Linked DNA regions of Mus musculus: all the other regions are linked to region 3. A link is a loop called in an ENCODE intact Hi-C map of the cell type or tissue named here. Cell type or tissue: heart. All regions are shown on one strand. Region 1 holds the start of Elac2 (elaC ribonuclease Z 2). Region 2 holds the start of 9630013K17Rik (RIKEN cDNA 9630013K17 gene). Region 3 holds the start of Cox10 (heme A:farnesyltransferase cytochrome c oxidase assembly factor 10).

Region 1 (8,000 bases), 900 kb before region 3:
GAGGACTCGGTTTAATTCTCAGTGCCCACAGCAGCTCAGTACTGTCTGTAACTTCAGTTCCAGGGTATCTCACACCTCATACAGACATATATGTAGACATAACACAAAGGCATGTGAAATACAAGTAAATCATCAAAAAGAAAAGAGAAAGAACCAACAAAGAACAGAATCACAGCTCTTAAAGAAACCATGGCATGCTGAAAGGAAGCATGCGATTCTAAGTCTTGCTTTAAGGCAGCTCTTGATGGATTCTAATTTACAAAGCAGGGCTCATGTAAGAAAAAACGTAAGACAGTAGGTCACAGTCAACAACATACCCAGTTCTATTCCTTTCAATGGACCAGAAAATATTTTGATTGCTTCTAGATATTTCTCCTAAAAAATAAGGAAGAAGTTATGTTTTAAACATAGGGCACAGTAATGTATTCAAGTAAGTACTATATGTACTCTAGGCAAACACAAAACTTAGCTAGTACTTTAAATTTCATCTAGACAGTTATTTGTTGTGCCCAGTGTCATTAGATGCCACCATTTAGCAACAGTAAGAGATATGAAGTTTTTGCTCTCATTAGAACAGAGATGGAGAGGAAGCCAACGATAACACAAACAACTCAGTAACAATCAGGTACTCTGAAAGAAATGAAAGACGGGGCAGACACCAACTTGTGTGGTACACCTCCAGGGGGAATGACTTTTGAAAGCAAGACAAGGGGCAGGGCTGGCCCTCGTGGCTCCAGCTCGATGACACAGGTAGAAGTATGAACAGCAGCCTGGGCTTGTGGGACTTAAAGACCACCCTGTGGATCACACACACACCACACAGGGAAAGCTTAGGGCGGGAAGCAGTGCCCTGCATGTACACCATGTTCTGGCTGCCACACAGGGGAGGACTGCTGAGAAGTAGGAACTGACAAGCAAGGCTAATTTGGTTCACAGAGAGTGAAAGCTCAAGGAGGAAGAAGAGAAGCTAGAGACAAAGTTAGATGTCTTAAGTTGAATAGGAAAGAAAGAACGCTGTAATTCATGAAGTCCTTCTTTGGTACCATAGTGAGTGATTTAGTCCCTCCCATGTACCACTTCACGCAATTCAACTTTAACAACCTATGGATCATTCTGGCCACTTTATAAATTAAGAAATTGGGGCTGAGAGGCAAAGTAGCTCACCCAGGACCACACAGTTAGTATTTACATACTATGAAAGGAGATGTGTTTAACTCCACTACCTGTTATCCTTGAGGGCAGAAGGTTAAGTTACAAAAATGAAGACTGCTACCATTTTTAAAGGAGGTGGTTTTAACGGGTGACCAGGAGACACTCACCAGCTGTGGTGGTCCAGACAGAACACATTTGGGAAGCCCGGTTTCCTTTAAAGTTAAAATCATTCCTTAAAAGAATGTAAAGAGAAAATAAATAAAAATCCAGCACTCTCAACTTAGCCTGCAGGCCCTGTCCGGTATGTGGTATGTGTGTGTGTGTGTGTGTGTGTGTGTGTGTGTGTGTGTGTGTGTGTGTGTGTGCATGGTGGTGGGGTGCTTCTGGCTATACTAGTTATTTACCTACGTGTCCCTGTTCTAGGGTATAAGCAACTATACAATACATAAAGAGAAAATAATGTTAGCATTGATCTAACCATGCATCAGAGCAGGGTCTGCTATGCAAGGGGGAGGAGGGCACAGTCCACTACCTCATTCTCTCCTCTGCCCATACTACTATGCTTTCAAAATCTGGCAGCCACACAGTCTGGATGACAGTATGTGTCTGAATCCAGCTGCAGAGTCTGATCAGCACCCACCACAGCACTCTGTTGTTAAATCTGTGGTCCAGGTGGAGGTTGTAACCATATCAAGGCCTACTTTTCCGAGTCTAGGTTTTCACACCCCCTACTCAAGCTGACTAAGCTAGTGTACCAGGAATTCTATCTCCCCTGGGCTAGGAAGATGAACAAATGAGCTGCAAGCCATGTTAAGCCCCCAGAAACTTCCCACCGGCCCCTGACCTCCAAACACATACTCACCACACAACCCCCCAACATTTGACCAATGCATCCGAGTCAGAAAGATGTTGTCCAAGCGAGCGACTTTCAGTCTAAGAAAAAAACATACATTTCAGCCAGATGAAACAAAGACGACCAGAGACCGTGTCTGCTGAGAAGTCTCATCTGCCTCTCACCTCAGCTTTCAAGCCCATAATCATCTCCACCCCAGAAGCCAGGAGTTGACTCACTTGTGTTCCTGCATAAGTCGTTGGACGCCTTCTCCGCAGTTAAAAAGGTACCTACAGGAGGAACATTACTGTACTTACAAGTATACTCTGTAAAATGCTTTACTGTAGATACAGCGACATAAATGACAGGGTTCTCATACTGCCTAGTAGGTTTTGAGCCCTCTTTGGTTAGTGACGGAAGAGTGTAGTTTGGTATAGATCAATGGGGAGTGATGTCTTTCCCCATCGACTTATGAAACCGGTCTAGCCCACACACTCACGGTGAGGCCCCCGCTTTGGGATGGTGATGGTGAGAGTCGGGGCACGGGAAGTTTTGCCCGGATACCTGAAAGCCATGCTGACTAAGGGAGGTAAGGGATATATACAGGATTGGACAGGAGGCCTCCCGAGCACGTGGCGCTGGGGCCAATCCCCCAGGGCTGTCGGCCCACTCTGACCTGTTGTATTCCGAGAAGACATAGAGAGCAGCCCCCGCGTCCCGGCCGCCCGCCGCCACCACCTGCAGGTACACGGTGTTCGGGCCCCCGGGACCCGGGCCGCGCTTCTCCCGCGTACGCAGGTGTCGCAGTGGGTCTTTGGATGGCCGCGGCCGACGAGCCGAACCCTGCGACATGGTGCGCAGGCCAAGGGGACGCAACAGTGAGCGGAGCGCCCACATGCACCCGACCACACCAGGCTGACAAGGCAGCCAGACCCCTCACGCCGCCACAAGCACCGCCCCTCCACCGCATGGCGGAACTGACCAATCAGCGCGCCGCCGCGCTAGCTGCCCGCCCATCCAAAGCTCCGCATCCAATCGTAACGAGCCTTGGAGCTCGGAGTCTGTCAATCAAGGTGGACGTAGAGTAAGCGAAAGCTAGAGCGTCGCCGGAGGCCCCGCCCCCCTCACCGGTTCCGGCTTTCCCTGTTGACGTTTTCCGGTTACTGTCACTTGGCGGAAGCGGGACTTCTGAGAGTGCAAGTACTCGAAAGGCATTACTGGGAAAGGACTGAGTCTTTTTCAGGTTCATCGTCTTCTGTCAGGAGCTCTGCCCTTCGACAAAAGTATTCCAAGTTTGCATTGTTCTTGCTTATGATGATGGTGACGATCTCATGGGAGATAGATCTGGCTAATTTGATTTCCACCATAAGAACACATTTCAGATGATATTCTTTGTTTTGGCGTGAGAATAGAGATGAAAAGACTAAGTAAACTTCGTAGTGTTGCGTCTTATTGCTGTTATGAGCCGGTCCTCTCTGCCTTGCATTCCTTACTTCAAGACGGAAATAGTTTAACAGTGCTTATCTTTGGGAGATATTTAGAATTAACATGGCTGTGGGGACCTCGAAAGTCGACTTAGGACACCCCAAGACCAAGTTCTCAGAACAAAGGAGATTTATTTTCCCCAGAGAGACAAAAGGCAGTGAATAAGAGACAAAGAAAGAAGATAGAGACTAGGACGAAGAGAAAAGGGTCAAGAGAGAGGAGAGAGGAGTATTTGCACCCGAAACACGAAGGGCTGCCTCTGGATAGGGAGGAGACCGACCCATAGGCAAATAACAGTTCATAAAGGTTAAAAAAAAAATCCGATGTTAGGATAAGTTGGTTTGTTTTGATTGTGTATATTAATTACATAAGCCAAAGGGGGCTTTTCAAGGGGCTGGACTTCAGTGCTTTGTTAGCTGGACCTTAGTGGTCAGCCTCAAGAGGAGAAAATGGTCAAATAAGGGAATAGACCTTGGTGTCTAGCTTTATGGATGTAATCTAATGATTTTTAGCAAGATGGAGGGTATGGCGGTGAAGCCAAGGCCTGCCAGAGTCGTATTTGGCATGCTTGGTTGGCTAAAGGCCCTTTGATGGTCGGTGCTTTGAGTGGCACTAAAGAGATACGCAGAATAAATAATAGAAATTTATGGAGAAGAAAATGTTGCCACCTGCAGGAAATGTATTTAAACAAGTATTCAGGGAGACTGTCAGATGTCTGAGGCTGGACTGTCAGGTGGCTCTGAGGCTGGAGCTGGACAATCAAGATAGTGAGTTGGAGGTGAACCTGGGGCTACATGAGACCCTTTCCCAACTTGGGTGGATGGGCAGGAAGACACACACACTTTTTTTTTTTTTTAATGCTGAGACCAAATGGATCGATCATAGTTCAAGATCACTATTTTTGAGAGGTCGGAGTTTCTGTTGCCAGCACCTACATGGTGACTCACAAGTTATCTTCTGAGACTCCATTCCCACAGAAACTCACATCTTCTGACCTTAGCAGGTATCAGTTAGGCACCTGAAGTACAAACATACATTCACAAAAAACATCCATATACATTTCAAAACAGTAACATCCAGGAATGATGGCTCCCCTGAGGTCAAGCCCAGCCTGGGGTCCTTAGTGGATCTAGGCTAGCAGAGAAAGAGGGAGGGCAGACTGAGAGGATGACTATGTGCGAGTCACTGTAACATTCCGTGTCCCAGTGTGGGTCATTTGAGAAAAAGGCCTACTACCATTTCAGAGGCTCTTGAGGGTTTCTCCACAACAGAGCTCTCCGTTGAATCCTCTAGAAATTCAGAAAGCACACTTGAGGAATGTGGCGTGGTGTTTACTGGAGAGCCTCACTGAATATGAAACTGGCTCTGTGACAATTACCATCCTACTTGAAGTAATCATACCAGTGAGCGGCAGGGAAACCCCAGATAACTGAACATCTTTTAAGGAAAGGAAAGGTTGTAACATACTATTACCCAGCCAAGAACAAGAAGAATTACACTTGCTTGGGGCTAGTTAGGATTAAGATTAGGGAAATCACATTTATGAAATCTTGAATATCTTGAGCTTTATAAGATAGTGGCTGCCATTTTAGTTTAAGCCCCTAAAGCTTTTACCACACACACACACACACACACACACACACACACACACACATTTTATCAAGAGAGTGTCTCTCTGTGTAACTTTGGCTGTCCTGGAACTCACTCTATAGACCAGACTGGCCTCAAACTCAGAGATCCATCTGCTTTTGTCTCCCAGGTGCTGGTATTAAAGCCATGTACCACCACCACCTGTCTTAAATTATATCCTTTAGTCAACAACTTTGGTTGATGTTGGCAAAAATTAAGCCATTTTTTTAAAAGTGGGGGGATTGGGTGTTGTCTTGGTCTCTTGAGTGTTTCGGGGGAGAGGGTCTGTTGTAGGGGTCAGGAGAGGTTAACAATCTTTGAAAAATCAACTGGATCTGAGAAATGCCATATCTGCAACCTACTTCAGAGTTTCAGCAGTGGCCTGTCTTAGAACTTTTGACTCCATTTTAAAATCCCCAGACCAATGCTACATGCCATTTCAATTTTTTGACACCTCCACTCCTGCAAATATTAAAAATCACAATTTTTTATTTTGTTATTTTGAGACAGGAGTCTCTATGTAGCCCTGGCTGTCTTGGAACTCTCTACGTAGACCAGGCTAGCCTTGAATTCACAGGGATCCACTAGCTTCTGCCTCCTGAGTGGTAGGATTAAATGTGTACACCACCACATCTGGCACATTAAAAAAAATGTTAGAAATTCCAGTAAAAATTCATGTAGGAAACAGGCAGTGGTGGCGCATGCCTTTAATCTCATCACTGGGAAAGCAGAGGCAGGTGAGTCTCTCAGTTTGAGGTCAGCCTGGTCTAGAGTGTGAGTTCCAGGACAACTAGGGCTACATTGAGAAAACTTGTCTGAAAAAAAAAATCAAAACAACAAACAAAAAAATCCATTTAGGAGAACCTTTTCATACTAAATCCCATACAGAAAACAAAAGTGAAGCCCTGTTATTGTTGTTCTAGGCACACATCTGTCAGATATTCTCAAACTGAGCATACTTTAAGCTATAGGAAGTATTTTCACCGGTGGCAGGAGATGCACCTCACAGCTGCAAGCTGTAATAGTCTTGAATACAGAGACCTCTACTCAGATAAAGCTGGGGCTCTGACTACTTGGTTGAGAACCCTATTGGGCTGCTTCCAGAGGGCTTCCCCAGTTGGTTTCTGCTGGATATTTTGAGTGTCCAATTGGTGTTTTTGTGTTATCCCTCTCTCAATGTTTATTTATTCTTTTACTTTGGCTTGCTGTGCTTAATAAAGTCACCTCTTCAAAACTAAACATGACTATCATAGCTTGTACCATAATAACATTCCTGCTATTGTGTATGACTTTATATGGGCTCTATGGATTTGAACTCAGGTCCTCATATTTAAGTGCCAAGTGCTTTACTCTGAGCCATTTGCACAGCCTGAGACACAGATTTTGACTGTAAACCTAGCTCATCTTAGACAATTGGATGGGATGAAGAATCACTCAGCCAAACTGGCATCTATGTCAGGACACATGGTGAGATAAGCTTGCCTCCAGACTTGCTGAAGGTGAGAGAGCCTGGCTGTCAGGAATATCTGGGGAGTGGAAATGGAGAACATGGACTTTGAGAACCCAATGGTACTCTGAATTACTATAAGGTACCCACTTCCATTTACTTACTTGTTCACTGCCATACGTAGAGACTACCCTAAGCCCAGTGGCTTGGGATCATTTCCATCCTTTATTGCTCATGGAGGGATACATCCAGAAGGATGGCTTGTCTCTCTGCAACTTGAGGGTTTTTTTTCCCTAGAATGTTCAATGAGAAGTGGCATGACCAAATGACCTTCCAAGCTAGGCATTGTGATATTGATTGTTGGCTGAGGTGCCACTAGACTCTAAGTAGCTTCTCCACCCATGTAGACTGTTCTTTTACAGTGGTCAGGCTGAGCTTCTTGTGGTAGCTAGTCTCCAAGAAATTAGGGTGAAACCACAATGCTTCTGGAGGGATGAACCCAGAACTCAAAGCAAGTCTTGAATAGCATCCACCTAGAACCAAAGAAAAGGTAATAGATCGCACGTTGTGATCAGAGAAGTATTCAAGTTAAACAGCAAAATAGCCTTTGGAATAGAAAAGTTCAGGTTTTCTTGGCACACTCTACCCTATAACTACCAGCAAAGATAGAGCTATATGGACAATTTACTCTGGTGTAGTAGTTGCTTTACATGCATGCATGACATACCCATATTTTATAACCTAATTTTACATACATACATTCACAAACATACTTGTTAGTTCTGTCTCAACTGTGAAAGTTGGAGCAGGAGCAGTGGCCTGGAGGGAGGTAAATGGCTCTTTGTATACTATGGCCTCACCTTCTCTCATCTCTTTGGGCCAGAAAACCTCTTGAATACTACCACCCTTTCCCTATCCCACAACTAACTTGACTATTTGAACCTACCACTAGCAGACCATCTACTTGGTGGCCACCTGAACCCTATTCCAGAGTCTCATCTCTAATCCCAAGACCTAGCCTTTCCACCTTCTAGTGTATATATCTTGACCCTAACCAACTTGTCCGGTTCTGAGCAAATCAGTCATTGTGAGATTCCTCCAGAACTGAGGGTTGAGGAGCTATTCACGACCTGTGAGTGAGATTCTCCTTGCTCCATGCTTTTAAAAGGGGAGTGCTTAAAGCATACATTACACATACCCACCAGGATAACTTCTTACACAGGCACTGGTGTCTACAGAGTGGCAGGACACAGACCTAACTAGTCGCCTAACTGGAACTGAGGATCAGTACAGGTGAGCAAGTTGCACCTGCCCAGTTTCCTCTGGCAGGACACAGGAGACACTTTTCTCATTTTCACCTATCATAGGCATAGTTTAAATGGCTGCCAAATGTGAGCAATACCCTTGTCCCTCAACCAAAGCATAATGAGAACCTTCAACTGTCCAGTAGACATC
Region 2 (8,000 bases), 110 kb after region 3:
GAACTCAGGAAAGCCGTCTCCAGCTGCTGACCGGGCTAACCTGCAGCCTCAGGAGCTGAAGCACTTGTTTTGGGGAGCAGTGATGGCAAAGGCAGAAGTGACCTGCTGGAACCTCAGTGAAGAAGTCCCTTGCGGGCCTGGCCAGATAAGTGGCTGGCAGCTGACATTGCAGCCCCAGTCAGCGGCCTGGAGCCATACCCATTAGGCCTCTCATTGCTGTTTCTCTCCAGAGACTGTTTATCTGAGGCTTGCTCCCTTCCTCTTTCCCTCCCCCTCTCCAAAGCCACATCCCTGCATCACCTCATTCTTAGAGATGCTGGGATTCTGTGTTGTCATTTCCTAAGTCTAGAGAAAGCCCTTGTTTTAAGTCTTCCTTGAGCCTCCTTCATGGTGAAGAGTCTTTTAGAGTTGTTACTCTGGTTTGTAATTCAGGTGCTGTGTGGTAAACATTAATTATGTCAACCAGCATTGAGTTACAAATGAGGACTCAGAAATGGGCTCTTATCAGGGGGTGACACTTGGCAGATGGATGGCTTTAGTAACAAAAAAAGAGTGAGTTGTTTTAACCTCCACTGGTAAACTGCAAACCCTAACTGCTCTCCAAGGTTTACCTCCCAGATGAGAGAAGAGAGCCAGAGGGGATTCCTTCACTCATTTATTCCACAAATATTTATGGAAGGCTTACTAAATACCCGGCAGTGTAGAACCCAAGCATTTGAAAAGAGTTCCTTTAAAACCCTGCCTCCACTTGGCTCAGACAGACTCAATAGTGTCTGTTCCTGAGATGTTACCTTAACTGGCCTGGAGCAAGACTTAACTAAGATAAACAGTATCTCTTTTTCCTTCTTTTGTGGGGTTGGTAGGGGGTAGGACAGGACAGAGTCTCACTGTACAGACCAAGCTGGCCTTGAACTTAACAGAAATCTGCCTGCCTCTCTCCTGAGTGCTGGGATTAAAGACCCATACCACCACAACCATCAATAAACCCTATCTTTGTAATTCAAAGGCAAAATAAAGTAAGTCTGACTTTTATGGAAATATTAGCAAAGGCTATTTAGAACCCTATGTTTTACCCAGTGTCGACATCAGAACAGAAACGGTCTGTGAAAGAAAGTGGCTGTACGTGTGTTGCTGGTAGTATAATTGCAGACAAGCTGCATTTTGTTCAGTTCTCGCTGATCTCACTGCCGGCTGGAACTGGTTCTAGCTTCAAGGGTGCCAAGCCAGTGGCTCCTGGGTGAGGTGATAGAGCAGGCCTTGGCTGGAAAGCCTCAGCGGCACACAGTGCCTCGTGCAGAATGCCCATAGGATTAGCCCTGGCGAGGCCAGGTAGCATTGGAGGATGAGCATAAGGACTTTGATGGGAACCAGGGGGAATTTGACTTCTGGAAAGAACTTGTGGAGGGCTCAGACTTGTAGGGAGGTAGGTAGAGAGGGCCAGAGCTTTGTACTTCTTCGCCTTGGAGTGCAGCTGCTCCAGCGTCTGCGATGGAAGGTAGAAAGAGCACCTCCAGGTGGAGAGAGCCCCAAGTGCCTGCCGCGCAGCCTCCTCCTCAGTATTCCTAAGTCCCTCGCAAAGAACTCTATACTCTGGGAATGCCCACTGGTGTTCCTATCTCCAGAGGACTTGTCATGTGGCCTTGTCTCTCCTGTATGGTTGATAAATTAGTCCACTTCCTGCTTCCCTTTGTCTGTCTCTCCATAGAAGTCTATTGCACTGAGGCTGACCACACATGTTAGTCCTCAAAAAAACAGCTTTAAGGTCTGTGACCCTGGAGCTCTGGGACAGCTCCGCTTCCACCAGCTTCCTCAGCTGTCCAATCCTGACATCACAACTGTGGCCAGCCATGGAGCAGGCGAGCTTCATGGCCCACATTTAGAGAGGAGCCTGTTGGGCCAAACCCAACCCCAGCTTTCACCACAGTGGGGTTTTTATCCTTACTAAGACTTTGTGTGGATGCTGAATGCCAGTGGATGGGCTTCAGTAAGGGTAGCAGGTACCCACCAGGCATCCCCAAAGGAATTATCGTGGCAAGAGTACTTGCCGAGGGCTAGTGCTCCTATTTACAGTCCCCACCCTTCTGGGAAGGTACTATGTGGCTGAATTGCTGAGCTTCCTTTGTCAATAGTGACAGAAGAGCATTTCTGGACTTGGGCAGAGGTAGAAATGAGGGAGCCCCCACCCCACATCTGTTTCTTGTAGGAATAATAAATAGTTTTGAAGAGAACTGAAAAATCTCACCAAGTGTCACTAGGAAGACAGCGCTGAGAGCAGGTCTGTGGTCGGGCCAGCATTCTCTCTGCTCTTCACACAAGCACTGTGGATGCGTTTCTCTCTCACACACATAATAAGTAAGGGCATTCTTGTGCTCTGGGGTAGCCACCGCTGAGCAGCAGAGCCTCAGAAAGTCACTGTCCTGAAGACCCACTCCCACAGATGCACAGCTGTTCCCTAGATCACTGCTGTGATTAAAGGGGGGAAAGCTGGTGTTTCTCCCAGGTAGGTCTAAGAAAATGAGGAAGCTTCTTTAAAAGAAGCTGGTCCTAGTGTCATGTGCTAGTAGTAATCCTGGCACTCAGGAGGCTACGGCAGGAGGATTGCTTTAAGTTTGAGGCCACCCTGGGCTACATGGAGAATTCCAGCCCAAACTGGCCTGAGAATGGGATGCAGGCTCTAAAAACCTAAAAGTGAAAAGGAAAGAAAGGACAAGAACAAAGACTTCATGAATGAGTAGGTGGCAGCTCACCTTGTAATGTGCTTCTTGCAGGGGCCATCCCTTGCTCCCCAGAACAAGTGAGGTGCCTTCTCTCTATAGCCTGCAAGTCCTTTCTGTCCCTAAGGTGTTACTTCCCACAGTCTGCAACTCCATTTGTGTTGTCTCCTTCCCTGGCCAGAGCCCAGCAGAGAAACATTAACCCCCCTCCCCCTACCCACCCCCCAAAACAGACCTTGTCCTCTGGCAGGCAGTTGGTATCTGCTGTCAGGGAGGACAGGCGGGCCCAATAAAAATGGGCTTCTTGGAGGAGTGAGGCTGAGGGGATGTGCAGAGCACTCTGTCCGTCCCACCAGGAAGGTGGGCCCCACCACAGCCCTGAGCTGACCCGGTCTGTCCTGCTCCAACTCACCTTATCTTGATGAAGAAAGCAGTTTGTTTTCTTCTCTTCCCAAGCAGCAGCAGTTGAAGCCCATCAGGCAGAGCTGTGGGTGGTTTTCCCACTGCAGTCCATTAAGCAGCGGATCCTAAAGAGATTTCATTTGTGACACGAGCCAAACCCTTACCAACTTCCTCTCAGAGACAGCAGCTTGCTCCTTTTCCAGAACTGAGCTATTGTCTGAGCGCTCTCGTTCTGAGGCGAAGCACAGCCAAAACTTTCAGTTGCACAACAGACTACTGCAGTTGGCACACCAGAGGCTGAGGGGACAGTGAGGGGCAGAGCTGGAGGGAGAGTCCCCATTGCTGCCAATTTCACCATGTCAAGCTTGTTCTTGCTCAGTCATTTCTAGAATAAAACCCACCTGGAGCTCTGAGCCTTACCATCCCTCCCCTGGGCCCTCCTGTCTCCCCTCAGCCATGCCCTGGTTCTGTTACCACAATGAGCTTTCCTTGGCAGAACACTTCCTGCTCTTGTCATAACCCCACCCCATGCTGTGGCTGTCATTACTACTGTATATCATACTCAGCCCAAGGCCTGAGGGTCCAAGACAGCTCGTGAGATCTACTACGGCTTCCCCAAACATGAAGCTCAGGGTCCTTAAGGCCACCCTGTGCCCTGAGAATCTCCACCACCTGACAGTCGCAGAGTTAGCTGTATTGTCCCATCAAAACACGAAGAAGTCTCCGTCACCACCATTTGCTCCTTCAGCTGCTCTAGCCTTCCCTGCCTGCCTTCCAATTCCCAAGAGAACTCCGTGTTAAGATAAGTGCCCTGTGTGTGTCACTGAAACGGGTACCAGGACTCTTGAACTAGAAAGTGCCTCTCTCGTTATTTCCAACAGTCCTCTCCCATGGGAATCCCTCCATTGGGAAGGGTACTACTGGGCATGCTAGTATAGTCTGAGAAGAGGAACCACAACTGAGAAAATGCCTCCATCAGATTGGACTGTAGAGAGCTCTGTTGGGACATTATCATCATCATCATCATCATCAAATTAATATGTTAAGGCCCAGCTCACTGGGTGCAGTGCCACCTCTGGTTAGGAGGTCCTGAGCTATCTAAGAAAGCAGGCTGGGCAAGCCATGTTAGGCAGCCACTGAGCAGTGGCCCTCCATGGTGTCTCAGTTCCCACCTCCAGGTTCCCCCTTGTGTCCCTGCTGAAACCTCTAAACAAACTCTTCCTAACGTTGTCTTTGGTCGCGGTGTTTATCACAGCACTAGAAAGCACACTAAGACAGGAGGGCTGAGACAGATTGCTGGCCACCTGAGCACAGGCCTCCTGAGGAGTTCACTTTGAGGCTGAGAGAGCCTTGCTTTGGAGATGGCCGCTGACACCTAACTGTTCCCTTTTCTCCCCACCCCTCCTCACAGGAGCGCTTCTTCTGGGAGGGATCCTGTACTCCTGGCAATTCCCCCACTTCAATGCCCTGAGCTGGGGCCTCCGTGAAGACTACTCCCGAGGAGGCTACTGTATGATGTCCGTCACCCATCCAGCCCTCTGCCGGCGGGTGGCACTGCGCCACTGCCTGGCCCTGATTGCTCTGTCGACTGCTGCCCCGGTCCTGGACATCACCACCTGGGTCTTCCCTGTCATCTCCCTCCCCATCAACCTGTACATTTCCTACCTCGGCTTCCGCTTCTACGTGGACGCAGACCGCAGGAGCTCAAGGAAACTGTTCTTCTGCAGCCTGTGGCACCTGCCGCTGCTCCTGCTGCTCATGCTCACCTGTAAGCAGCGGCCCGGGCAGGAGGGGGACAAGGGAGAGGCTCCGAGCTGAGAGCCAGCCGGTCTGTGGGGAACATGAGAGCAGACACCTGCAGACAGACACACGGACAGCACTGCCCTGGGCCAGCAGGAAGCGTATTTTGGTGATTCTGGCAAAGAGAGTTGGATGGTGTCAGCTGGTGGCAGATCATCTGGTGCTGTGTCGTCACTTCCCAGTCCTTTTAATATTAATATCCAAACTGCTTCCCAAACAAGAAAGGGACTAGCATATGGGGTCAGTACAAAAAAAAAAAAAAAAAAAAAAAAAAGAATATTTCTTCTCCTGGAAAGTCTTTATGCATCTTTCCCTCCAGCCCTGTGTTCTCTCACCCACATGATATATATGCACATCCTCCTCCCTCCACCCCAGGCCAGCCCCGCCCCCAACACACACACACACACACACACACGCACGTGCGCGCGTGCATACTCACCACCTGGAGGCCACTGTGGTCATTGCTCAAACAGGTGAGTGCTTGTGACCCAACCTCTGTAGTTCCGCATCTGGAAGCTCCCACACACTTCCTCAGAAGAACACATAGTGTGGCTACAGCACCCCTTCTCTGCCAGTAAGATGGGGCCTGCCTAGCTTCCTCTACCCTACCAGTGTTCTCAACCACACATTCCCTGAAGTAACACAACACCTGGCCTGGGCTGCCCACTGGGAGTGGGGATTCCAAACGGTTGCCTGCAGATCCCTGGCCACATTGCCAGCACACACCACCACGTCCAATCCCACCCCAAACCAGGAGTTCAGAAACCCCAGGAAATATGCCACGTGTTCATCATGCTCTCAGGCATGGTCTCAGCATTTCCTTTTGGAAGGGCATCACTCAGCATAACCTGAGGGAGAGGGTGAGCTGCGTCAGCAACCATTTTATGCTCACTTATCTCTTTCGTGCAAACCACATTTCTACACTGGTACCTCCTAAGTCCAGAAGTTGGCCTCCGTGCCCAGTGGTGTTCAGAGAGGGCAGCAGGGCTCCTAGTGGCCATGGGTCCAGCTCTGGAACTCCATGGCCTCTGGTGTAAAATGCAGGGACCTGTAGGTCTTCGGACTGTTGCGTACTCCCCAGGGCTAGAGAGCAATGCTGCCTTAAAATTGTGGAGCTGCCAGAGTTTGAGTTCCTTGATCTCCCAGGGTGCTGGGCCCCGTCAGGATTCCCTCCAGGGCTTTAAGCCACACAGAAAACGGTTCTTGAATTTGGACTGTCCTCTCAAAATGTGGAAGAAAGGCTTTGGCCGTGACCAAAGGGAGAGCACTTGCTTAGCTCTGGGCTCGGGTTTGAACTTAACACCACCACAAAAGGTGGGGAGGATGGTGTCCAGAGTGCCTGCAGACAGTGTGCCCGGTACCTCTGTCTACCTTTTGTAACGTTACCGCCTGGCTGTGTCCTGTGGTAACAGGGAATGGCGATGTCTGCAAAGAGCATCTAGGACTTGTTGCGGCCTTAAAGTCTGTAAAGTGTGTTGATTCTCCTCCTGCTGCAATAAAACAGTTAAAAGAACCTGAGCGTGTGTCCTGTGTTTCCCAGCCATCCCAGGCCTCCTCCAGGAGCTGCCAGCGACAGCGCCTCTGGATTTCCTTCCTTCATTTTTCCTAACTGTAAATTGACAAATTATACTTGTAGCTATTTATAGAGCATCGAGTGGTGTGATTTATGAATCCACATAGCAGGGTCATAGCACAACCGTTGTCTCAAGTGAGCATCACTGGATGGTGGCGATATTTGAAGTTTAGTGGTTTTTGAAATGTATGGTTTTTTTACTGTATTTACCACACAATACAGTTTTTAAAAAATAAATAAATAATGCCCCTCCTCTCCTCCCTCCCTGTCTGGCCATCATCTCCTCTACCTCTCAGCCTCAGCCAGTCAGCCACCCTCCTATTTTAGGGTTAAATAGTTTTTATTTTCTTTTGGTTTGGTTTGGTTTGGTTGTGATAGTGGTTTTGAGACAGGGTCTCATGTAGCCCAGGGATGCCCTAATGTGTGTCTGCCTTCCACGTGCTGGGGCTGCAGTTACATGACACCAACCACAGCCACAGGACAGAGCACACAGAGAAATGAGATTGCATGATGTTGGTCTTTCTACGCCTAGCTTACCTCACTCAGCAAACGCTCCCCATCCCCGCCCCCGCTTCTCTTCATACTGTTGCAGATGATAAACTTTCACTGTTCTTGACTGTTCTGCTGTAAGGACGTATAGCCCACATTATCTGTTAATTGCTACCGTTATTATTTGATCTAAGATGCCATCCAAAGACCATAACTGCCTCGTCTCCGGATTGGGGCGTGGGGGTGATGGAGGCTCTAAGACACAGGGCCTGGTAGGATGTCTTCTGACCTTTGGGAGCCCTTGAAGGGATGACAGGACCCCAGCGCCTTCCTGTCTGTCACTTCCCTGGGTATAAGGTAGTAGCGTTCATCTGGCGCATTCTCCCCTCAGGACAAGCTGCCTTTGCATAGCCTGAGAACTCCAATACCCTGAGCGAGCAAACCTTTCGTCTTTGCTCAGTCACAGTTCTCACAGTTCTGGGATGCTAACATACATTTTCATGCCTAGCACCTTCTCAAAGCCGTCCAGTCTCTGCCAGCTGCCTTCTATTGTCAATCTTCCATAGGCCTTCCCCATCCTGTCTTCCTACTCAGGACCTCTCAGACCTCATTGTATTCTCCAGTGTTCTCTACAGCCATCTTTCATGTAGAGCCCCACACCAGGCTATTGACAAACTTTCCTGAGGACTCCCTGTGCTCAAGGTGACCCCACTCACCAGACACCATGGCTCCCACAGACATCAGGGCTCATGCCTGGCCCGTCTTTCTGGGCACTCTGCTTTCAGGTGTTCTGCAGTCCAGTGTCCTAAGATTCCTACCCAGTAGAGATCTCTTGGAGTCCAAGGGAACATGAACAATAAGGCCTTAGGGGGGTGGGGAGGGCTCAGACTAAAACCCGAAAGGCTGAGCTTATATGAGCAAGTGATTCCCTACCTTTCTAGGCCTAGAACCTTCCTGTATTGACGCCCCCTAGTCCTGGGGTCACAGAGTGGCTATAGTGTGTGATGCTGGCTAGATGCAGG
Region 3 (8,000 bases):
TTGTTCTTCCGGCTTGTTCTAGCTTCAGGATGGCTGTCTCAGCGCCAGGGTTCATTCCCAACCCTGCTTCCTGAAAATAAAACAGGCAAGGCAGAAAGACCTCCCTTCACATGCTCAGTAAACAACAGCAACAAAAATGTCTCCAGAACTTAAGCAACAGGTTCTTCTTTTTCTTCTCTTGTCTGGGCAACACAGCCATCCTACGTCACTGTCCAAAAACTCTGGAAAACGAAGTGAGAGATGAGGGTGGATGACATTATGGTATTTTAAAGCAACTCTGATTCCTCTTTGGTATTGGGAATTCTTTATCCCTCGCTATAATCAGTGTCTATTTATTACAAAGGTGGCAAAGAGAGCTTACCCAGTGCACTTTCCTGCCACTCTCCCATTCTAAATAATTGTAACCTTCACTTTTAGTATCCCAAGACTCATGGGTGGAGCTGAGCCCTGGAAAGTAAGGATGGGAAAGGGTGCTGGCAGACTATAATTGAGGTGCCTATCTGGAATGATCTCAGAGAATGATCCCACTCTGATGTGATCAGTCACCTTAGAGGAACAAGGGGGAACTCTGAGGAGCTGAGCTGGGTGGTCAAGTTCCCATGAGGCTGTAAATTCCAATCATTTAAGAGTAGAGCATCTACTCTAAGAATTCCCATCAGTAATTTACAAAGCTGCCATGCATGCCAAACTGTGCCTAGAGCTGGGGATGGGCCAACCACATTGTTACAGGTGCTCAGCATGGCTCTGCCCATGAGGGCCACAATGTAGCAAGAGTGGCAGAAGGAGAAGGGGCTAGTTTCTCTTCCTCCCTGCTTCCCATCTGCTGGAAGCACAGTTTAAAGATGTTACTCCCTAGCAGTAGTTGAGTCCTCTTGAAGTTTTCTCATCATGCAAAGAATCAGCATGGGGCTGGAGGTAGAGCTTAGAAGTGCCTGCTTCATTTAAACCCTCAGTAGCAAGGAACAAAGGAAGGACCCCAACTCACGACCATTAAAATATTTCTTTTTATTTATCCCTATTGTAAGTAAGATTTTTTTTTTCCCAGAGAGGAAGTATGCTGATGCCAAGGAATACGAAGCAGAGGCTGGGGAACTTGTAATCAGTGAGAAGCTGGCATGATGAATAATGAAAACTGAGGGAGTCTGTGGTGGTTTGAAAAAAAAAAAAAAAAAGACCCACATAGGCCCATAGGGAATGGTCCTATTAGGAGGTGTGGCCTTGTTGGAGGAAGTGTGTCACTAAGGGGTGGGCTTTCAGGTCTCAGGTGCTCAAGCCAGGCCCAGTCTTTTCCTGCTGCCTTCACATGCTGATGTAGAACTCTCGGCTCTCCAGCACCATGCCTGCCTGAATGGCACTATGCTTCCCTCCATGATGATATGAACTAAACCTCTGAACTGTATGTCAGCCACCCTCCGTTAAATGCTTTCCCTTGTAAGTGTTGCTGTGGTCGTGGTACTTCTTCACAGCAAGGGAACCTCTAACTAAGACAGAGTTGGACAGTCTTTAGACAATTTCTATGAAAATAACACCTATTATCTCCATAATGTATTCATGTATGAAATATATGAAGATACTTATATACAACTATCTTCATAAAATTTTACATCTACAAAATTGGTATCAACTGTCTACACTAAGGTTTTAAGTATATTGAAAGTTGTATAACCACCCCACAATCAATTTAGGACTATTTTCATTTTCTCTCTATCTAAATGAGCCCTGTACCCACCAGCGACATTCCTCTTTTCTCTCTACTCCTCCCACTAGCACCAGGTAATTACTTACCTACTGCCTCTCTTTAATGACTTAAGAATTCTGGAATTTTCATACACATGGAAACTATCTAATACATGGCCTTTTGTGATTGATTTCTTCAACTTAGTATTGTTTTCATGGTTGTAGTATGTATTTGCACTTTATTTTCATTTCATGGCAAATAGGCCAGTATGTGGATATGTCACAGAATATCAGTTGATGTATAACTTGAGTTATATCCACTTTGGGATATTATGAGTGAATGAATGCTGTCATTTGTCTTGGGAATATACCTGGGAAAGGCACAGCTGGGTCAGGAGGTAGCGCTGTGTTTAACTTATTGAGGAACACCTAAACTGCTTTTCCAAAGTGGCTACAATATTTTATATTCCTATAAACAATGTATCAGGATTCCTACTTCTTCACTAACTTGTTAACTCCTGCTATTGATTAATTTTGTTTATAGCCATCTTATAGGTGTACAGTCCTATCACTTTTTGGTTTTATAACACAAATTTTAAGAGACAACTATAAAGAGATAGGAAGTACAGTAGACTGCTATACAATCTACAGTTTGAATCACGCAATCTCTCTAGCCCTCAGGTTCCATACCATGTAACCATTGAGTTAGGTATCTGAGATCTAGTTTGTAAAGGGCTAACTTATTTATGATGATCAGAGTTCCAGGAACAGTGGGTCTAATTAACCAAGATAGCTGTAAAGCAGAAGGCCTCCCCTAAGCAGCACTCACTGTTGGTGTGATTAGATCCCAAATTGTGCTTTTCATTTGTTGATTTAAGGTTTGTACTTTGTAATATTTCACTTAACACAGCATTTCAAAGTGCTCGAAAAACAGTGGATTGAACAGTTGTTAACTTTTCAGTTATTCACCAGAAATCCATCCTCTTCTTCCTTAGTCTAAGATTAATTTGATGGGGACAACCATTATCCTAGGTCCACAGTGATGAACTGTGATGGGCCTCAGAAAATCCCATTCTCTGCTCTGTCTTCCTGGTAAACTGGAAAACTCTCACAGTTCCTTCTACTGAGCAGCAAGTTGGCTCTTCAAAGCCTTTCTTTAGCCTACTTCACAGAAATGCTAACCTCATTCCATAGCGCTTTCTACCTTATCCCTATCGGGATGACGCTCACCATGACCAGTTCTTGCTGCAGAGACACAGTGCGTGCTCTTACACAAACTCCTGTCTCAGTGGCCCCTGATCAGCACCTGAGGTGAACCACAGAGATCTCACCTCATCGCTGAAAGCAAACACAAACTGCCCTTGTAAGTCATGTTTTGCTCTTTTAATGAGTTTCTTTCTTCCTCGTTTTTTTACTTACCAAACTCCACGAGAAGCCAACAGCCTGCGCAAGATCAGCCTGGGTGACAACTGAGGAGGCATTCAATTCTTTCAAGCTCAGGGGACTGCCGGGCCGGGCCGGACTCCAGAGCCCTAACCCCGCCACGACTCGCCTTCCGCCCGCGGGCTCCGACGATCTGTCCCTCCCGGGCAGAGAGCTCACCTAGTCTACATCTGGAGCGTCTGAGGGGAAAGCGAAAGCTCTACCATCCGATCTTTATAAGCTCCGCTAGCCTAGCTTTCAGAGAGCGCTGGGAGCCGGAAGTGACAAGAGGAAGTCCCGCCTCACTCAGAGGGCGGGCTAGCAAGATGGCGGCGCCCAGGAGCCGGTGAGGTGAGAGGCGTCCTGGGGTCCTGGGGACTGCTGCACCAGTACGTTATGGCCGCGTCCCCGCACACCATTTCCTCGCGCCTCCTCACAGGTATTGTACCCGGTTGGGAATGATCGTGGACGAATTGTTTTCTTTTTTGCCATGTGCGGTACCGTGTTGCCGGCCGCCTGCAACCTTGGAAGCCCTTGGCTTGTCACTTGGCAGGGAGGTGACCTTTAGGGTCACCTGAAGGGACGAGGCCAAGTATTGTGGACCAGCTTTGCACCGTAGGCCAGGTGGTCCCTAAGGCTTGATATCCCGTGCTCTTTGGAGTTTCAGACAGTGCAAGATGGAGGGACAGGATAAACCATGGGGCTCCACAAGCCTGGCACATGAGAGCCGCGGTTCCTGGCCACCGCCTTTTAATGACAAGAAGCGCACCTCCCCCCCCCCCCCCCCCCCGTTAAGGAGCTGTCTTCCAGCTTAAAGTGTTACCTTAATCACCATGATAATGATAACTGCCAACTGAATCCCATTGAGCCAGCGCTGTACCATCAGTATGGCTCCTTCCATCAGAAGGACTTTTGACAGATGTGTGTTTATCACAAACTCTTGAAAAGCTCCTATATTTTACCTTTTCAGGGAGGCCAACCTTAGCACTCTAACTAAAATAGGAGTCTTTATCCTTCTTTTCTTATATCATATTAATTTATCATGAATAACACACGGTGTAATTGTTCACACCTGCAGTACAGATGTGCAACAATTTAGTGTGTTCCTCCCAGTAAGAGAAACACTTTGTGAAAGTAAAGATAGTCTGTCTCCCTGGTTCACCACTGTATCCCTCATGCCCAGAGCAATGCCTATGTGCATTGGTGATGCTCAGTCATTTGTGAATGAATGAGATTGTGCTGGTAGAAATTTTAAAGAGGAGGTTGGTTTTGTGACTAGTATCCATGGATGGTGGCAAAGTGATCTATAGTACAGACAAGATAGTGGAAGCCATTGTGTACCTTCTCACAGCCCAGAACCATCCTGTAGGCCTCCCTGTCACTTACACACTGCCCACTGTGTCTGGCTGACTGTGGTGATCACTGTGCTTCTGTAGAGCTCTTTTCTCCCGTGCGTTTGTATGATCCCAGTGCAGATCATTTGACTTTCTTTAATGAAACATTTACGCGTCTATAATAAGGTAACTGAGCTAGGTGATCTCAAAGGTACCTTCTGGCTCATAAACCAGGGCAGGAAGTGGAAGGGTGGGTAGAAGAGACAAAGTTGGGCAGTACTTGGTAATTGTCAAAGCTGTGCGTTGAGTGATAGAGCCTCCTTGGACACCTCTTTTCATATGACTGTCATTTTCTAAAATAAAAAGTTTATGGGGTTCTTCGTGTGTGTGTGTGTGTGTGTGTGTGTGTGTCTGTTGTGAGTCTTTCTTGACTCACTTCTTTGTTACTTTCTGTAATCGCTGATTGTGAGTATTCCTCGATGCAGACACTCGGTACTCATTCTTAGAGGGCTCATCTCAGTGCTGGACTATCTGTCTGTACGGACGCTTCTTCTTTGTATACAGATTCCTCAGGGCAACCTTTCTTTCTACTTTTCTGTTTGGTATTTCAGCTTCTTTTTTTTGGGGGGGGGGGTTCGAGACAGGGTTGGTTTCTCTGTGTAGCCCTGGCAGTCCTGGAACTCACTTTGTAGACCAGGCTGGCCTTGAACTCAGAAATCTGCCTGCCTCTGCCTCCCTAGTGCGGGGATTAAAGGCGTGTGCCACCACTGCCCGGCAGTATTTCAGCTTCTTCTAGGACAATTCTGTTTTGACTCTTAAGTCTCATCATGCTAGGAGACAGGTTGCATATGCACCCCCCCACCCCTCTGTTCTAGGATCAGCCTCTGGAGCTGTAAAACAGTGGGAACTAATAGCTTATTTTCTGAAATTGAGCATATCTTCAGAAAAACCTGCTCATATGTAAATATATGAAAGATCCCTCTAAGAAGTTTGATGGGAAGAGTCGGCAGAGGGATCATTAAGGTTGTTTAGTAACTAGCAGTTACTTCTGAGTTGGCTCATAAAAGTTTAAGTTTTTCTCATTTCCATTAAATATGGTTCAGGAACTTTAAGTCTCCTTAGTTGATTTACAAAGCCCTGCAGTCGCAGTCCAGTGTTAATGATGAGTATAGGTGTTCTGATTATCTCTTCAGATTTTAATATATCTGTTGAAAGTCCTGTGGATCTTAAAGTGTATTTTCATGTGCTTACTTAGGCCAGAAATTGCTTTTATTTTCTATGTATTTGTTCATGGACACTTGACACACTTTGACAAAACCAAGTCACTTATAAATACAGTTTCCAAGCTGTGTCTCTCCCCACCCCTCACAGTGTTGTTACAGCCATTCTGTACAGTTTCAGATTGACCCATCTAATCTAGAACGAATTTCCAGGGTGGTTCCAAGGCAAACATATATCCATTCACTTGAAAGTAAGCGTGTCATAATTGCGATTTGAAGATATGACTTCAGTGCCAAATTGGCTTACCTCTACTTTCAGATAATGGCCTTGTATTTCCAAGGACAGGACTTGTTCTCACAGTTCAGGAAGTCTACTTGTGCTAGTCAGTTACCAAATGTCATTTCACTTTGTTATATGGCAAGTGTCCAGGAGCTGTAGTAGCAGAGTTGACTAAAGAAGAGACTCTGCCATCTGAAGAACTAAACAATATGATGATGGTGTTTTGAGAAATCTTTCCTTGGGGAGATGGAAACAGTGCCTACTCTCTCATCATAAGGTCCTAATCAAAAACCAAAGGATGGTTCCACCAAAGTTCAGCCTAGGGAGCCATTGTTTTTATTGGGTTGCTTATAGAGCATGGGTGAGGGGGCTACCGGCAGGAGTAGGAGGGGATATCAAAGCAGCTGCACTTGCAAGTTTGTACCCAGTGTAGATGATGGCTTCCCCATAGCCATGAAAGGGCACCTTTCCCGGCCTTATTACTCTAGTATCTCTAAGCCTGAGGCCATATGCAGTTAAGGCAGAATAGCAAACAAATGGTTGTGAGGAGTGGCTGGATCAGGTGAGAGTCCAAGTCCTCCCCAACCCCTCTGGGAGGGAATGCCAGCAGCTATCAAGCTGGATCCTGATGGACTCTTGCAAGCAGGCACTGCCAGTCTAGTGAAGATAGAGGCTGTTTCATTCCGAGCACTGCATTCTATAACCGATGAGAACAGTTTGCTTCAGATTTAGAGATCCATGGCCAAACACTAGGCAGAGATTGGGGAAGCCCATGGAAGAGGAAGAAGGATTGTAGGAGCCAGAGAGGTCATAAAAACATGGCTGGAAGAATCAGCTAACCAGGGCTCATAGGAATTCATAGAGACTGAACCGACAATCAGGGTGCCTGCATGGGTCTTATCAAGGTCCTCTCTATGTTATGGTTGTATAGCTTAGTGTTCTTATGGAATGCATAACAGTGGGAGTAGAGGATGTCTCTGATTCGTTTGCCTGCTCTTGGGACCCCTTTCCTCCTACTGTGTTGCGTTGTCCAGCCTTAATATGAGGGGATGTGCTAGTCTTATTGTAACTTGTTATGCTATGTTTGCTTGATAACACATGGGAAGCCTACCCTTTTCTGAAGTGAGATGGAGGAGGAGTGGATCTGGCTAAGAGGGGAGGTTGGGGTGGGTGGGTGGGAGAGGAAACTGTGGTCAGGATGTAATATAGGGGAGAAGAATAAAAGAAAAAAGTGCTGTCATAAAACACAATATAACATTGTAGAACAGTGGAAAGAGATTGAACATTTGATAAGTAGAAAATAGATTGCATACGAGGAAGCAGTGTAAATAAAGTTGATTCAATTATGTGTGGTCGGCTTAGTTGTGAGGTCATGAAGCAGCATTGCTGTGATAAAGTAGATATCCATGTTTGTGTGAGTGCTATGTAGGGCATGGTGGTTTGAATACAGGCACAGACATTTGAACCTTCAGTCCCAAGATGGTAATATTGTTTGGGGAGGCTTAAGGGGTGCAATCTGTGAAACATGGGCTGGAAAAGAAAGGAGATGCATGAAGGCTGATGACTGTCTTCACTCTGACTGCTGTTACTCTACTCCAGTGTAAGATCATAGAGTCTCTCGGTAGGGATAGAAAGAGAGGGACAGAGTTGAGTGAACATGTTGATTCATTAGCTGAGAACGGAAGAGCTCAAGATGCTCCTGGAACCTGCAATAAAGGATAGAGATGCATGTGAGAAAGAAGTGGCCATAGAGACATAAGGCTGTCCACTCACATGAAGACACCAAAAGTAATCAGATATTGGCTTACTGGAGCTTCAGAAATGAGTTAAAGATTAATAACTACCCGTTTTTTAGGGACAGGTAGTTGTCTTGGTTACTTTTCTGTTGCTGTGAAGAGACACCGTGACTAAGGTAACTTATAAGAGGAAGAGGGAGAGGGGGAGCACTAACTGGGGATGACATGAACATTTGAAACCTCAAAGCCCACTCCTATTAACACTTCCTCCAACAAGGCCATACCTCTGAATTCTTCTCAAACAGTTCCACTAACTGGGGCCTAGGTACTC

Evidence for each region. Peaks named below come from ENCODE experiments on the same cell type or tissue, not always from the same donor. Only the 100,000 strongest peaks of a DNase experiment are listed, where the experiment ranks them.
Region 1: it touches region 3 in a loop (2.6-fold over the local background); 2 of 42 quality-filtered maps call a loop at or near these places.
Region 2: a loop joins it to region 3, with 2.2 times the contacts of the local background. A loop is called at or near these places in 2 of 42 quality-filtered maps.

Annotation. Positions count from the first base shown.
Region 1 is chr11:64,973,992-64,981,991 of GRCm38, reverse strand. It overlaps Elac2 (elaC ribonuclease Z 2), which reads right to left and starts at 2,957. Exons shown (of 24, transcript NM_001362983.1): 1 at 2,661-2,957; 2 at 2,224-2,274; 3 at 2,015-2,085; 4 at 1,320-1,384; 5 at 318-375. The coding sequence starts at 2,881. In heart, no CTCF peak of the experiment used is centred here; a DNase peak (open chromatin) is centred at 3,011; H3K4me3 peaks cover 2,310 bases; H3K27ac peaks cover 1,443 bases; H3K27me3 peaks cover 1,267 bases.
Region 2 is chr11:63,961,056-63,969,055 of GRCm38, reverse strand. It overlaps Cox10 (heme A:farnesyltransferase cytochrome c oxidase assembly factor 10), which reads left to right. Exons shown (of 7, transcript NM_178379.3): 7 at 4,528-6,429. The coding sequence ends at 4,934. It overlaps Gm30060 (a long non-coding RNA gene), which reads right to left. Exons shown (of 6, transcript XR_388739.4): 6 at 6,666-8,000. It overlaps 9630013K17Rik (RIKEN cDNA 9630013K17 gene), which reads right to left and starts at 4,830. Exons shown (of 4, transcript NR_131111.1): 1 at 4,782-4,830; 2 at 3,127-3,241; 3 at 2,243-2,682; 4 at 1,016-1,483. In heart, no CTCF peak of the experiment used is centred here; a DNase peak (open chromatin) is centred at 3,363; H3K27ac peaks cover 492 bases.
Region 3 is chr11:64,074,874-64,082,873 of GRCm38, reverse strand. It overlaps Cox10 (heme A:farnesyltransferase cytochrome c oxidase assembly factor 10), which reads left to right and starts at 3,402. Exons shown (of 7, transcript NM_178379.3): 1 at 3,402-3,538. The coding sequence starts at 3,496. 2810001G20Rik (RIKEN cDNA 2810001G20 gene) reads right to left here and starts at 3,390. Exons shown (of 2, transcript NR_033780.1): 1 at 3,097-3,390; 2 at 1-221. In heart, no CTCF peak of the experiment used is centred here; a DNase peak (open chromatin) is centred at 3,373; H3K4me3 peaks cover 2,326 bases; H3K27ac peaks cover 1,370 bases.